Regions from separate parts of the Homo sapiens genome. Here region 2 is linked to region 1. A link is a loop called in an ENCODE intact Hi-C map of the cell type or tissue named here. Cell type or tissue: endothelial cell of umbilical vein. All regions are shown on one strand.

The links. Peaks named below come from ENCODE experiments on the same cell type or tissue, not always from the same donor. Only the 100,000 strongest peaks of a DNase experiment are listed, where the experiment ranks them.
Region 2: it touches region 1 in a loop (3-fold over the local background); 10 of 110 quality-filtered maps call a loop at or near these places.

The regions. Positions count from the first base shown.
Region 1 is chr2:12,151,204-12,159,203 of GRCh38, forward strand. The region is part of intron 2 of MIR3681HG (MIR3681 host gene); the gene reads left to right. Among named protein-coding and RNA genes, the nearest start is that of MIR3681, 44 kb to the right of the region's middle. RefSeq lists a silencer at 296-496. In endothelial cell of umbilical vein, no CTCF peak of the experiment used is centred here; a DNase peak (open chromatin) is centred at 4,658; H3K27ac peaks cover 1,687 bases; H3K27me3 peaks cover 212 bases.
Region 2 is chr2:12,920,413-12,928,412 of GRCh38, forward strand. No RefSeq gene overlaps it. Among named protein-coding and RNA genes, the nearest start is that of MIR3125, 190 kb to the left of the region's middle. In endothelial cell of umbilical vein, no CTCF peak of the experiment used is centred here; DNase peaks (open chromatin) are centred at 3,859 and 7,999; H3K27ac peaks cover 290 bases.

The DNA.
Region 1 (8,000 bases):
AAGGACACTGTCTGGCTCCAGGGGGGCTAGTGATTGGGCAGCCCTGACTCTGCCATCCTGGGTCTCAGCCCAGGCCCTCTGGGGCCCCACCCTCTAACTGCAGCACCCACTGCCATGCAGAGACCCAGGTGAACCCTGCTTTCCCACCCCATTATATTTTGACTGCTTTCCCACCCCATTATATTTGCCTCTGGTCAGAGGCATTAAGACGCGCCACATCTTCAAAATCCATATTCAGAGCCTGGGGAAAAATGAATAAAGAAAATGGAAAAAGAATACATTTTGTCTGGCTTACTGGTTACTGGTTTCTGACCATTGCATGGACAATACACTTGACAGCTGGTGACTTCACTATCTCCTGTGTGTCTTCTTCCTCTGGACAGAACGACATCATTGCACCTAACGGCCCACACTTGCTTCTGCTACTTTGCCTGACTCTTCATCTTTCGATGTCTCATTCCAACAGAATGTGAACTGCATGAGGGAAATTGTTCATTGCCTTCCCTCCTGGTGTATTTTAATATCTGGGGTGGGACCACGGATCTTGTATCTTATCATCAGCCAGATTAAGTATCCATTGTCCAGACACCTAACCGAGGTTGACAAATGACAAACTTTAGTTTCCAAAATGCTGCCTCCCCTTCAGTGCTCTTTTTAGAGGCCAGACTGAGGTGATTAATACAGCCTGCTGTGACCTGCCCTTTGGGTTAGAGCTCTCTTAGGGGAGTGGCCTCATCCTTACGACGGGAGCAACATTCCTCAGACCACGACCTAGAGAGCATCTGTAAAACAATAACAATAATAAAAGACATTCCCGTGGTCAAAGGAAAGTTGTCTTATCTGTTGTTAATTTATAATCTGATGTTTATAATCTGAAAAATAGGGGCTGGGTTCCAGGTGGCTGTGTGTGTATGTGTGTGGCCATTCATTAGGGGTGTCTTCTTTGAACAATTATTTATTGCTTCTTCTCTCATCTGTTAAGAGGCATTAATAGTTATCTAATAGAAATGTTCTAAGTATTAAATGAGATAATTCATGAAAAGCAGCTAAATCAGTAGCTAAATCAGTAGCTGGCAAAGTAGTTGTTAAGCTGGGTGTGGTTGCTCACGCCTGTAATCCCAGCACTTTGGGAGGCTGAAGTGGGAGGATCACAAGGTCAGGAGATGGAGACCATCCTGGCTAACATGTTGAAACCCCGTCTCTACTAAAAATATGAAAAGTTAGCCAGGCGTTGTGGCGGGCGCCTGTAGTCCCAGCTACTCGGGAGGCTGAGGCAGGAGAATGGCGTGAATCCAGGAGGCAGAGCTTGCAGTGAGCCCAGATCACAACACTGCACTTCATCCTGGGTGACAGAGCGAGACTCTGTCTCAAAAAAAAAAAAAAAAAAAGAAAAGAAATAACTAGTTTATGTGGTATGACCAAACTCTAACTTTAGGAGTATCTATAGTCATTTCAAAATTAAAATGTTATGATTTTAGGGGAAAATCTCAGTTTTTGAGATAGTGCCATCTGGTCTTATGAAAAACAGAAAAAAAAACTGGGTTCTCATTGAATATGGCATTTTGAATGTAGACATTTACCTCTACTCTCCCTGTAGCACTATTAAAATGGCATTAATCGCAAAAAAATAACAGAACAGGAAGGGAGAATATATCAAAAGACTTGGAACCAGAAAGCTGATGGACAGGTGATAATTGAATTTACAGACTTTAAAAAGCTTAATCCCATGGAAGAAATGGGGAAAAATAAAAAGGAAAAGCAGTTTGCAGTTCAGAACCTGAGGAAGCCTTCAACATTGGAGATAGTAGATATTTCTCAACGTAGGGTTTATGATGGAGCCGAAAACAGGCAGAGAGGTTGAAAGGCTGTGTAAATATCAATTAGACTCCCATATCCCCAAACACACACAGGCGACTGTCCCTCTCTCATGTGACAGAACTCTGCAGGAGTATTTCCTTTCTTCCTTTCTTCCTTTCCTTCCTTCCTTTCCTTCCCTTCCTTCCCTTCATTCCTTTCCTTCCCTTCCTTCCCTTCCTTCCTTCCTTCCCTCCTTCCTTCCTTCCTTCCTTCCTTTCTTTCTTTTCTTTCTTTCTTTCTTTCTTTCTTTCTTTCTTTCTTTCTTTCTTTCTTTCTTTCTTTCTTTCCTTCTTTCCTTCTTTCTTTCTTTCTTTCTTTCTTTCTTTCTTTCTTTCTTTCTTTCCTTCCTTCCTTCTTTCTTTCTTTCTTTCTTTCTTTCTTTCTTTCTTTCTTTCTTTTCTCTCTTTCTTTCGTCTCTCTTTCTCTCTTTCTTTCTTTTCTTTTCTTTTCTTTTTTTCTTTTTGAGACAGGTTCTCACTCTGTTCCCCAGGCTGGAGTGCAGTGACATGATCACAGCTCACTGCAGCCTCAAACTCCTGCTAAGTTATCCTCCCACCTCAGCCTCCGGAATAGCTGGGACAACAGGCTCACTATATTTCCTAGGCTGGTCTTGAACTCCTGGGCTCACCCGATCTGCCCACCTGGCCTCCCAAAGTGCTGGGATTACAGGCGTGAGCTACCATGCTTGGCCTGCAGGAGCATTTTCTGGAAAGAATAAATCAGAGGAAAACATTTTCATTTAAATCTTGTAGATATGTGTCACTCTGAATTTTCCTTCCTGGTCCTTCATTGACTTTTATTCTTCTGTTTACTTTTAAGAAAACATTGACAAACTTTATTTTTAGAGCTGTTTTAGGTTCACAGCAAAATGGAACAAAGTACAGAGAGTTCCCACTATGCAGAACCTCTTCTACTATCAACATCTCTGAGCAGAGGCACGTTTGTTATAGTTGACAACCTACCTTGATACATCATCATCACCCAGAGTTGATAGTTTGAGTTCACACTTGTTGCTGTGTACTCTTTGGGTTTTGACAAACATATAAGAACATATCCATTGTAGTATCTTACAGAATAGTTTCACTGCTCAGAATATCCTCTGTATTTCACCTATTTATCCCTCCCTCCCAGCTAATCTGCAAATCCCTAGTAACACTAATTTTGTTACTGTCTCCATGGTTCTGCCTTTTCTCAAATGTCATATAGTTGAAATTATACAGTACATAGCCTTTCAAATTGGTTTTTCTAAATAATATGCATTTAAGTTTCCTCCATGTCTTTTTATGGCTTGATAGCTTATTTCTTTTTTATTTTATTTTTTGGAGCTGGAGTCTCACTCTGTCGGCCAGGCTGGAGTGCAGTGGCATGATCTCGGCTCACTGCAACCTCTGCCTCCTGGGCTCAAGCAATTCTCCTGTTTCAGCCTCCCGAGTAGCTGGGTTTACAGGCACACACCACCACGCCCAAGTAATTTTTGTATTTTAGCAGAGACAGGGTTTCCCCATGTTGGCCAGGCTGGTTGATAGCTCATTTCTTTCTAGTGCTGAATAACATTGTATTGTCTGGATGTACTACCGTTTATTTGTCCATTCACTTACTAAAGGAAATCTTGGTTGTTTCCAAGTTTTGGACATTACGAACAAATCTGCCATAAACATCTGTGTGCTGGTTTTGGTGTGGGCCTAAGCGTTCAACTCATTTGGATAAATACCAAGAAGTACAATTGCTGGTTCGTATGATATTTGTATGTTTAGTTTTGTAAGAAACTATTGAACTGTCTTCCAAAGTGGCTGCACCGTTTTGCATTCCCACCAGCAGCAGCTGTGAGCTCCTGCTGCTCCACATCTTTCCTCTTGTTGCTGTCAGTGTTTTGTCCCTTGGTGTCCTAATAGGTGTGTTGTGGTATCTCATTGCTGCTTTAATCTGCAGTTCCCTAATGTCACATGATATGAAGCACTTTGCATACGCTTATTTGCCTTCTGTACACCTTCTTTTGTGAAGTGTCTTTTGAGGCCTTTTGCCTATTTTAAAAATCAGATTGTTCATTTTCTCATTGCTGAGTTTTAGGAGTTCTTTGTATATTTTGGATAACAGTCTTTTATCGGATATGTCTTTTGCAAATGTTTTCTCCCAGTCTGGGGCATGTCTTCTCATTCTGTTGATGTCTACTTTTAAAATCTTTGATTATACAGGGTTTTATAGCTCTCCGCAGTTTTTCAGACTTTCATGATATCCATGGCTGTAGCTACCTACAAAGGCTGCTGACTTTTAAAAACTTTCACTTCCAAACCTGACCTTTCTCCTTTGCCTCAAACATTGAGGAACATTCAGAAGCATACCCTACTGTCCACTTGACAACCCCACCCAGTGCCCCACAGGCCCTTGGTATACCACATGTTACAAATAAACTTACTGTTTTTCCATTCCCAACGCCTTCTTTGCATCTCATTCCTTATCTCAGTGTCTTGTCTTACCTCCCACTGTTTCCCCCAAGCTACGAGACTTTGAGTAAATACTTCCTTCTCCCTCTCCTCCCTCCACAATTTGTTATTCGTTATTAATTCTTTCCTATGTTTCCCATTTTGTCCAAAGGATGACACCAAATAAATATGAAAAAGTGCCAGGCCTGGAAGAGTTTGTGGTCTTTCCAGGCCACTGACTTATGAACAATTCTATGGCATCGGGACAGAAATGCTTTGAAATATGTATCTGTGAGGTTCCACAGGACAAAGAGAAGGAAGTGACTAACCTCTGGGTGGAGAGCAATTTGGAAAGTTTTCCGAGAGTGGATTATATTGCAGCTGAGGCTTGAAGAAAGAATAAACAGTCTCAGAAGGAGAAGCCAGCACAGGATGCAGCTGAGTGCTGGGCTGACCCATGGGTGTGAGTGGCTCCTTTGGAGACAGGCAAATCATTTGACCCCAGACTATGGGCTGCACAAGGAAACCGGAACCTAGCTGAGAGGTTTCAGTACAAATATAGATGATAGTGTGGATGCCAGGCTTGGGTGTCTAAACTTTATGCCAGAAGCAGACAGAGCCTACAAAGAATAATGAGCAGAAAATTGATGATATTTTTTGAAAGATTATTTGGGCAACAATGGGGAGAATGCACTAGATGAGCAAGACTAGACATGGATTTCTGAATTTTTAGAGTAAAGATGGAGAGTGCAGTGAGACAGGTGGGTTCTCCTGAAGACTGTGTCCTTGACAGGAGAATGTACATGGGAACAGATGTTACACGCCAATTATGATTTAAATGGAGTCATTTTGATCTTTCGACTCTATTTTCTTTGACTTGAGTTGGAGTGCAGGATCTGGTCTTGGGCATCATGCAGGCCGAGAACTTCATTTGGAAAGAAGACAATATCCTTTTGATGTCTAAGTGATTGTCAAGTTAGCATGAAGATCTCTCCAAATACACTTCAACCTGACATCTCCCTGCAGCCTTTCGCTGTGTGTTTTACATAGTAGATGTTTGGCCCTGCGGTTAAAAATTTACATATGCCTTAAGGACAGAATCCATGCCCAGAGGAGATCACCCTGAAAAGTAGAACTGTCTAGCAGATAGAACAAGTGGAGCTGAAGGTCATATTACTCCACAAAACTGTGGATTCTTGCAGAACCCGCATTCAAACAGACCTTGTCAGCCTGAATTCAAACACAGTTCTGAGTTAGCTCTACTGCTGACATGTTTCCTTGCCCAGAGGTTTCTGGAAATGGAGAAAGCAGCTCTGTTACTGACAAGAAAAAATATGTCTTATCTGAAAATACCAGAGAGTATTTTCTTCTCTCTTAAATTGGGTCAAATGCACTCAATCTAATTGGAAAATTTTATAACAAAAAATGAGAACTCTTCTACAAGTGGGCTTTCTGCTTAAAAATGCAGCTGAAAGCATTATTATAATAGACTATATATTAGTTATTGTGCAGGTCATCTGAGGATGGGCTTTGCTCATACCTGGTAGAAGGAAAGAAAGAATAGTCTCTGAAATGTGTAAATTATGGGTTGCAAAAAGAGGTGAGCATTTCCTAGGGAATGGAACTGAATAGTTCAGGGGAAGCTGGACACGGAGTTCTCTCAGACATGGGGAGCTTCAGTTCTCAAAGGGTGGGCAGAAACGAGCTTGAGATCCAAGGTCTCAGCTCATGCAGCATGAGAGACACAAAGGACATTCAGTGAGGTATTTAAGGGGGTTTTGTTCTCTTTTATTCAGAGTTTCTCTTTGTTTTTTTGTTTTTGTTTTTGTTTTTTTTTGAGATGGAGTCTCGCTCTGTCGCCCAGGCTGGAGTGCAGTGGCGCGATCTCGGCTCACTGCAACCTCCGCCTCCTGGGTTCAAGTGATTCTCCTGCCTCAGCCTCTCGAGTAGCTGGGACTACAGGCACGCAGCACCACACCCAGCTAAATTTTGTATTTTTAGTAGAGACGAGGTTTCACCGTGTTGGCTAGAATGGTCTCGATCTCCTGACCTCATGATCCACTCGCCTCAGCCTCCCAAAGTGCTGGGATTACAGGCATGAGCCACTGCGCCTGGGGTTTATTCAGAGTTTCTAATCTGTTTTTAAACATAGCTCATTTATAATTTACATTCCATGAGACTCACCTATTGTAAGTGTACAATTCAAGGAGTTTTAGAAAATTTACAGAGTAGTGCAACCATCAAACCAAATCTAGTTTTAGAACATTTCCATTACCCCCCAGTAATCCCCTTGACTTTGCAGTCAACCTCCATTCTCACTCCTAGCTTCAGCCAAGAACCGATCTGCTTTTGGTCTCTATCAATTAGCCTTTTCTGGATGTGTCATAAAAATGGAATAATATGCTATATAGTTTTTTCTGGCTTCTTTACTCTTGGCATAATTTTTTAAGGTTCATTTGTGTTGAAGCAGGTTATCCCTATTTTGTCCTTTTACAATGCTGGGTGGTATTTAAGTATACAGCTGAAATACATTTTGCTTATCAATCCATTGTGTGATGGACAATTACATTGTTTCCAGTTTTGGCTATGAAGAATAATGATGCTATATGTTCATGTGCAAATCTTTGTGTGGATATATATTTTTATTTCTCTTGGGTATATTCCTAAAAGTAGAGCTGTTGGGTTTCATGGTAAGTTTGTGTTTAACATTTTGAGAAACTTTCAAACTGTTTTTCTAAAGTAACTGTATCATTTTGTGTTCCCACCAGCTACGAGGGCATGGCGGCGGGGTTTTCCAGTTACTCCACATCTTTGTCAACGCTCGATATTATCTGGCTTTTAAAATTCGAGCTATTCCAGTGGTTGTGGAATTTACCTAATTACTAATGATAAACACCTTTTCAGATGACTGTTAGTCATTTATATGCCTTCTTTGGTGAAATATCTGTTTAAGTCTTTTGCCAACTTTGTATTTGGCTTTTTGGGCATCCTATTTTTGAGTTAATGAGTTTTTACATTTCTGATGCATGTGCTTCATCAGATACATGGTTTGCAAATACTTTATTTCAATGTGTGGCTTGTTTCTTTCGTTATCTTAATGGTATCTTTTGAAACACAAATATTTTAAATTTTAATGGAGTCCAATTTATCATTTCTTTTTTTCCTTTATGGCTCATGCATTTGGTATTGCATCCAACAACTCTTTGTCTAACTAATATCTCAAAGGTTTTCCCCTATGTGTTCTTTTAGAAATCTTATCATTTCTCACAGTTATATTTAATATATGATCCATTTGTAGTTAATTTTTGTGTATGATGTGAGATAAGAGTCTAGGGTTTTTTTTTAATTTATATGAATCTTCCATTTTCCTTTCCATTTTTATTTTATATGAATCTTCCATTTTCCTAGCACCATTTGCAATTCATTGAAAAGATTACCCTGCTGAGTTGCTTTGGAATCTTTGCTCAATGTCAGTTGACTATAAATACAAGGTTTTTTGTGGACACCAATTCTATTTCATTAGTTGATGTACCTATCCTTCCACACTATCTTGATTACTATAGAGTTATAGTAAGTTTTGGCATTAAATAATGTTCTCTAACTTTATTATTTTTGTTTTCAAAATGGTTTTGGCTTTTCTAGATCCTTTGTATTTTCATATAAATGTAGGTTAGCATGTCAATTTCTACTAAAAATTCTCCTAGGATGTTGATAGGGATTGTG
Region 2 (8,000 bases), 770 kb after region 1:
TTACATAGGTATATGTGTGCCATGATGGTTTATTGCACCTGTCAACCCATCACCTAGGTATGAAGCCCGGCATACACTAGCTAATTTTTCTGATATTGTTCTCTCACGCCACCTTCCACTGACAGATCCCAGTGTGTGTTGTCCCCTCCCTGTGTCCATGTGTTCTCATTGTTCGGCTTCCTTTTATAAGTGAGCACATGTGGTTTTTGGTTTTCTGTTCCTGCATTAGTTTGCAGAGGATAATGGCTTCCAGCTTCATTCATGTCCCTGCAAAGGACATAATCTCTTTCCTTTTTATGACTGCATAGTATTCTATGGTGTGTATGTACCACATTTTCTTTATCTAGTCTATCATTGATGGGCATTTGAGTGGGTTGATTCCATGTTTTTCCTACTGCGAATAGTTCAGCTGTGTATTTTTAAAAAGTTCTCCAGGTGATTCCAAAGTGAAGTTGGAAGTAAACCTGAAGATCATCCTCAAACATCTGATGTGACTCCAGATATCCAAGTTGTTTTTCTTCATTGGTAACTAAATTGGATTCTGTTTTCTATCAGTTCAAACTAATTAAAAGGTTTGGCTCACACACACAATTGTCTTCACCTGGTATGCTACCAACTCAGGGCCATACCAAACTGCTCCAGACTTTAACGTGATATGATTGACCTGGGGTCTTGTAAAAATGAAGCTTCTGACTCATTAGGTCTGTTCTTTCTGCCGTGATACTGAGCAACAGACCTGTGTGGCTATAGCCACTCAAGGTGGATGTCCTACCTCAGCTTGGCACTAAATCTCTCCTTGTGTCTTAAGGACAGGTTGGGACATGAGAGCTCTTGAAGGCTCAAGACTCCCAGAATAAAGCAGCATCGGTGGGCCATCTTTGGGAATGGTAATGGACGGGAAAGAAGGGCACCCACTCACTTGATTTCTGTGCTCCTTATATTTTTGATGTTTATCGAAGCTGACGTTGCTTCCCAAAGGCCAAGGTAGGAAAGACAAAACAGATCATTTTCATCTGCCTCATGTTCCCTTAGCTATTTCCCAGGCTGACTGAGAACAATTTGCATCCTGTCCAGGCCTCATAATTTCTGGTTGTTAAAGAAAGACACATGGGTATTGCCAAAGCATCGGGAGACCGTTACTCAGTGTAGTGTGACTTGAAGGATGTGGGAAATGTGGGAGCGTGGATTACTTTGATTTTTCTTCCTGTGGTCCACACTGGAAGTTTCCTATGAAAGAGGGAGAGACATTGAGTTTGCATTCTCTTTCAATTTAATTTTGGATTCAAAGCATGTGTGTGTATTAAATACAGTGACTATGAGGTATCCTCTGTGTGTCAGATTCTTGGTTAGATGCTGGGGACAGTGACTTTAAGGAGTCATAGATTTTCTCTTCAAGGGGCTCCTAATTGTGGGTAGGGAAAGCCACACAGCTAAGTGTTATCCTGAAGAATAAGGTGCCATAAGAACACAGAAAAAAGGCAATTAACTCTTTTGCTTATATGGTAAAAAAGATAACAGGGGAAGTATGTCAGGGAAACTTTAAAAAATAAAGAATTCCTCAAAATAGAAACAGGAGAAAAGCTTTCTAAGTAGGAATATAGCATGCCTCAAGTCAAGGAAGCAAAACACTATTTTAAGCTTTATTATAGCACTAGAATTAAATTTAGTTATATCTAATCTTAAATATAAACATTTTTTTCACTCATACAGATTTTCTAATCTTTAGGGCACCACCTAATCTATACTCACTAATAATCTGAGTGATGGCATGGTATTCCAGAAAGGCCAAGGCAAAATTGGAAAAGAAAATGAACCCCTAAAACATGAAGGTAAATTTTAGTTCAACTTGAATCAAATGTAGCAAAGATGAGGAAGACAGTACCTGTAATACAGGTGAGATTTATTTTGTGATTTACTTGAGGCTGGGCATGAGGTTTGGCTCACATACAGAATTATTTTCCCCTGGGAGTACTACCAGTTTAGGACCATATCAAACAAATGCTTGGCGGGGTTCTTGTGGACTGTGTGGGCAATGGAAACATGGGTTTATAAATTCTAAGAGGAGATATTTGTCTGCCTCCACCTAGAGTCAAAGTTGATACAGTTCGGTGTCCTTCTATGTTCCCTTAGAGTTTGTTGGTTTTTTTCTTCAATTTTATCCATTCCCTGAGGACATTGCTCTTTTGGAGTCTTGACTTTATATAGAGGTCCGTGGTGATTTAACCTTTACACGTATGGTATTAACTGATATACCAGGGCAGTAGTTGTCTCCAGTGGTTTGTTTCTGTTTCTCATTATTTTTGGCCTCTTGCAATATCCTTTATTATTTTGAGACACGCACGCACACACACACACCCACACAGGCACATACACTCTTTCAAAATATTCTATATATTCTTTCAAAACAGTTTATTCAGCCTTTTAGTTAATGTCTTAGTTTATGTTACTATCTAACAAACGACCCCCAAAACTTGGTAGCTTAAATTAACAGCAATGGTAGATTATGGAGATGATCTTGTCTTGTACAAGTGACTTTTACTGATTTTTAAATGTCTAGATTATTATATTGACAAAAATAAGATTTAAACAATTTAGTATGAACAGAGGCATGATGGATGTCCATCAATGAATTGCACTTGTGCTTAACAAGAACTTAATGGTTCCTGAATCCCTCCTGGCTCACTGCTGATCAGTGGGCCCACCTGGTGCACAGATGGGATGTGGAGGAAAAGGTAGGGTTTAGTCAAAAATAGAGAAGTGCTTAAGGTAGAGAGCAAAATGCTGGCCTTGGCTTCATTAGCATAAGTAATCTGGCAACTAAGTGTGTAATGAATTCAAAATCTGGAGATAAGATTGGAGGGGGGTGGCAGGGTCCAAACTGAAACAGAACTGGATTGTGGAGAGTGCATGAAGGAAGTAAGACAGGCCAGCATTCAGTGCTAGTTGGAAATAAGTTTGAGTCTTGCCTTAGCAAATAGCCAGCTCCATGATCTCAAATAAATCACGTTTTAAAAAAGATTTTCAAAGATGAAGGGCAGAATTGAAAAAAAAAAAGGAAGAAGAAAGTCACAACTGGACACACCCTTGTAGAAATTAGAAATTAGATAGAAATTTTCAACACTGGAATAAAAGAAGATTTTAAAAGCACCATAGGAATGAAAAGTAACAGGCACTGGATTTCTCTCTCGTTAGCAATACGAGATGCAAGAACACGGTAGAGGGCCAGGTGCGGTGGCTCATGCCTGTGATCCTAGCACTTTGGGAAGCTGAGGCGGGAGGAACTATCTTGAGTTCAGAAGTTTGAGACCAGCCTGGCCAACAGGGTGAAACCCCAACTCTACTAAAAATACAAAAATTAGCCGGGCATGGTGGTGCATGCCTGTAGTCCCAGCTACTCAGGAGGTTGAGGCAGGAAAATCGCTTGAACCCGGGAGGCAGAGGTTGCAGTGAGCTGAGATCGTACCACTGCACTCCAGCCTGGGCAACAGGCAAGACTCCATCTCAAAAAAAAAAAAAAAAAAAAAAAAAGAACACAATAGAGCAATAGCTTAATAAATTCAGAGGATAGTTTTTCAACAGAGAACACTATAGCTCAAAAGTGGTGGAAAGTTTTGGCTTCCTAACCACCAACCATTTCTTCTCTGCCTATTCGTAAGCACATTTCCAGTTTATAAGGCATTTCATGAGAGAAATATGCTAAGGAGGGAGCCTTCCACAGTCCTGGAGGATGAATCATTATTAGTCTAAATCAATCATGACAAAATCTCTTCTCTTTGATATTGATTATTTGAAGTGTGGGATTATAATGCAATTCTAGCCAAGACGTCTTCAGGGGCTTCTGGAAAACATTTCTGTTTTCCTGATAAAGAAGATAGAGGTATTCAGGAAGGTCTTTTTTTCTCCTTACAGCTCTTCGCCCTGCCTCAAACTCAGTTCTTTGAGGATATTATGTTTGGATCTGTGTCATCCAACTTATGACCAGGAGGTCATAAGCCAACATACTGTGGATGGCTAAGTAGAATAATGGAAAGAGCCTGGGTCATTGATAACATTGTTTAGCTACTGAACCAAGCCTGGTACCACCTACCTCCAGATTTCCTGTTATTTGAGATAATTAAGAATCTTTATTACCTAAGCCATTTTGGGGTATGGAATGCATCATAAATGATACGTGGACCAAATTATGTATCAGGCATAAAAATATTTTTCTTTTCAGGTAAGGAAGAGGTCAACCATTTTTTTATTATTCATTTCTTTGTAGGGCTTTACCTGAGGATTATTTCAGTAAAGTAAGGAGGCAACCAGGAAAGGAAACAGAACCTGCCCAGAAGGAGCATAAGGGGCTGTGCTGGGATGATCGCATATAGCCCGAAAGCAACAAACCAGATGGCAAAAGAGGAGAAAGGATGCAAAGTACAGATCAGGGAGAAAGGTAGAGAGGGAGGTTTTCAGGAAAAAAAAAATGTGGTGGACGTAATGGATAGAAAGTATGATCGAGAGTTTGGATGACAGTAAACATATCCTAACATGTTATGGGGAAATAATGCTGGAAGCAAAAAGGCAAGTAAAAACCTTGCATGTGTTAGTAATGAGTGGCAGGAAGGTAGGGGATAAATAAGAAAGGCCTGGTACGAACATGAAGTAGATTATATTGTTGCATGCTAAGTAAGGTGAATTAAAGAAAGAAAAACCACTTAATCTTACCAAGTAGGAATATTCACTTTTGGGGATTCTGTACATCTTGGAATTGGATCTATCTATGCTTAACAATGAATAATATTTATATAATTTTAAAAATTAAATATAAATAAATCTAGTATAATCATGTAAGTGTAAATGTGTAGAGTTAATCTTTGGACAAAAACCAGAAGTTTTGGTTGTGGTTATATGACCATACATAAAAATCACCACTAATGGAAACGGATAGCTGATATAAAGAAGGAATTTACAGTTGGGTAAGAAAATTCAGCAATGTAAAGGGACCAGTTTACTTAATTCACAATCTGGTAATAATAGTTAAATATTGATCAGAACTGGTGAAATAAGAAAATGTTTAAATGTAAAATAATATAAATATAAAAAATGTACAAATATAAAATAATATAAATATAAAAATCATACTTATAACTAAAAATAATAATATAATATTAAATATTTTGAGATTCGACGAGGGAGAAAAGTGTAAATGAGTGAAATCCATCTTTCACATTGAGATATTTTACATAATCTCCTTGTCTTTCTATTTGCCTGCAAATCCCACCTCAGACTGTCACCTGCTCTATGAAACATTTCCAGCCACCTGATATTCTCATCAGGTTACAATAGATAATAACTGCATGTTCCTCCGTACAATTCTTTTCTTTTTTCTTTCTTTTTTTGAAACGGAGTCTCCCTCTGTCGCCCAGGCTGGAGTGCAGTGGCGTGATCTCGGCTCACTGCAAGCTCCGCCTCCCGGGTTCACGCCATTCTCCTGCCTCAGCCGCCCGAGTAGCTGGGACTACAGGTGCCCGCCACCACGCCTGGCTAATATTTTTTGTATTTTTAGTAGAGACGGGGTTTCACTGTGTTAACCAGGATGGTCTCGATCTCCTGACCTCGTGATCCGCCCGCCTTGGCCTCCCAAAGTGCTGGGATTACAGGCGTGAGCCACCGCGCCTGGCCACAATTCTGTCACGCATCCAGCCAGCCAGCAACACATTTTGGGGGTCGTATTAGGCTGTTCTTACATTGCTATAAAGAAATACTTGAGACTGGGTAATTTATAAAGACGATAGATTTGATTGGCTCACGATTGTTCAGGCCTTACCAGAAGCATGGTGGAGCATCCGCTTGGCTTCTGAGGTGGCCTCAGGAAGCTTTCAATCATGGCGGAAAGTGAAGGGGGAGCTACCCCTTCGTATGGCAAAAACAGGGGCAAGAGAGAGACAGAAAGTGGAGGGGATGTGCCCTTTTAAAATGAGCAGATCTCTGGAGAACTCACACAGGAAGCTAGCACCAACTCATGAGCAATCCGCCCCCGTGATCCAAACACCTCCCACCAGGCCCCACCTCCAGCTTTGAGGATTACTATTCAACATGAGATTTGGACAGGGACAAATATCCAATCTTTATCAAGGGTCTTGAGGGTTTATTCTGTCCTAGGCTCCGTTTTAAATGCTAAATAGAAACTGTAAAAAAGCAAGCCATACCTGAGTGCTCTTCACATGGGCTCCGGCCGCACAGGAGCCCAAGGCGGGTCGGGGGGAAGCTCAGGCATGGCGGGCTGCAGGTCCCGAGCCCTGCCCCGTAGGAAGGCAGCTAAGGCCCGGCGAGAAATTGAGCACAGCAGCTGCTGGCCCAGGTGCTAAGCCCCTCACTGCCCGGCGCCGGTAGGGCCGGTCGGCCGCTCCGAGTGCTGGGTCCGCCGAGCCCACGCCCACCCGGAACTCGCGCTGGCCCGCAGGCACTGCGAGCAGCCCCGGTTCCCGCCCGCGCCTCTCCCTCCAGACCTCCCCGCAAGCTGAGGGAGCCGGCTCCCGCCTTGCCCAGCCCAGAAAGGGGCTCCCACGGTGCAGCGGCGGGCTGAAGGGCTCCTCAAGTGCCGCCAAAGTGGGAGCCCAGGCAGAGGAGGCGCGGAGAGCGAGCGAGGGCTGTGAGGACTGCCAGCACGCTGTCACCTCTAAATAGTACGGAGTTTGTCTTTCTTAGAAGAGAACAGAGCAGCCACTCACGGAGCAAACCTCAATGAGATTTGTTTGCGAATAGATGAGGGGTGAGCAAACTGCAGCCTGTGGGGCAAGTCCAGCCTCCTACCTGCTTTTATAAATACACTTTGACTAGAACACAGCCACACTCCTTTGTTTGCTTATTATCTATGGCTGCTTTCATACTATCATGGCAGAGTAGTTACACCAGAGATCGTGTGGGCTGCAAAGCCTAAAATACGTATTATTTTGCCATTTATAAAAAAATAGCTATTCACAATAGCAAAGACTTGGAACCAACCCAAATGTCCAACAATGATAGACTGGATTAAGAAAATGTGGCACATATACACCATGGAATACTATGCAGCCATAAAAAATGATGAGTTCATGTCCTTTGTAGGGACATGGATGAAATTGGAAACCATCATTCTCAGTAAACTATCGCAAGAACAAAAAACCAAACACCGCATATTCTCACTCATAGGTGGGAATTGAACAATGAGATCACATGGACACAGGAAGGGGAATATCACACTCTGGGGACTGTGGTGGGGTCGGGGGAAGGGGGAGGGATAGCATTGGGAGATATACCTAATGCTAGATGACACGTTAGTGGGTGCAGCGCACCAGCATGGCACATGTATACATATGTAACTAACCTGCACAATGTGCACATGTACCCTAAAACTTAGAGTATAATAAAAAAAAAATAAATAAAAAATAATAAAAAATAAAAAAAAAAAGGCGTGAGCCACCGTGCAAAAAAAAAAATAAAAATAAAAAAAATAAAAAAAATAGTTGTTGGGTCCTGGAATAGATCAATCTATAAACAATGCAGAGGACTGTTCCTGCTTTTGTGCTTGCACGTTCTGTACTAAGATCATCTGTATTCTTATTTCTCTCTCCCATTATTAGACTGTGAGCTCCTTTAGGACAGGGACAAACCATATTCAGTTCATTTTGGTTTTTCTAACTCCTAATACAATATTGCTACAATGATCCATGGGTTAATTAAGTCCATTTTGCTCATTCAGCTTATGAATTATCTAGTCCAGCTGCTAATTTAACTGATTTGAAAATTGAAACCAAAGGAGGTTGAGTGACCTTCTTTAAAGCCCCAGCAACTGAGTATCTACATTGGATCTCAAACCTAGGTCTCTTGACTCTTAATCCTGCTGTCTTTGTTCTTACTGTAACTCAGCTGTTCAAATTAGTTTAAAAATAAGCAATAATGTGAACATTAGTAGAACCAAGACAGTGGAGATATGTATCTACTTATAGAGTCATTCTTTTACAGGCGCGATGACTCATTTA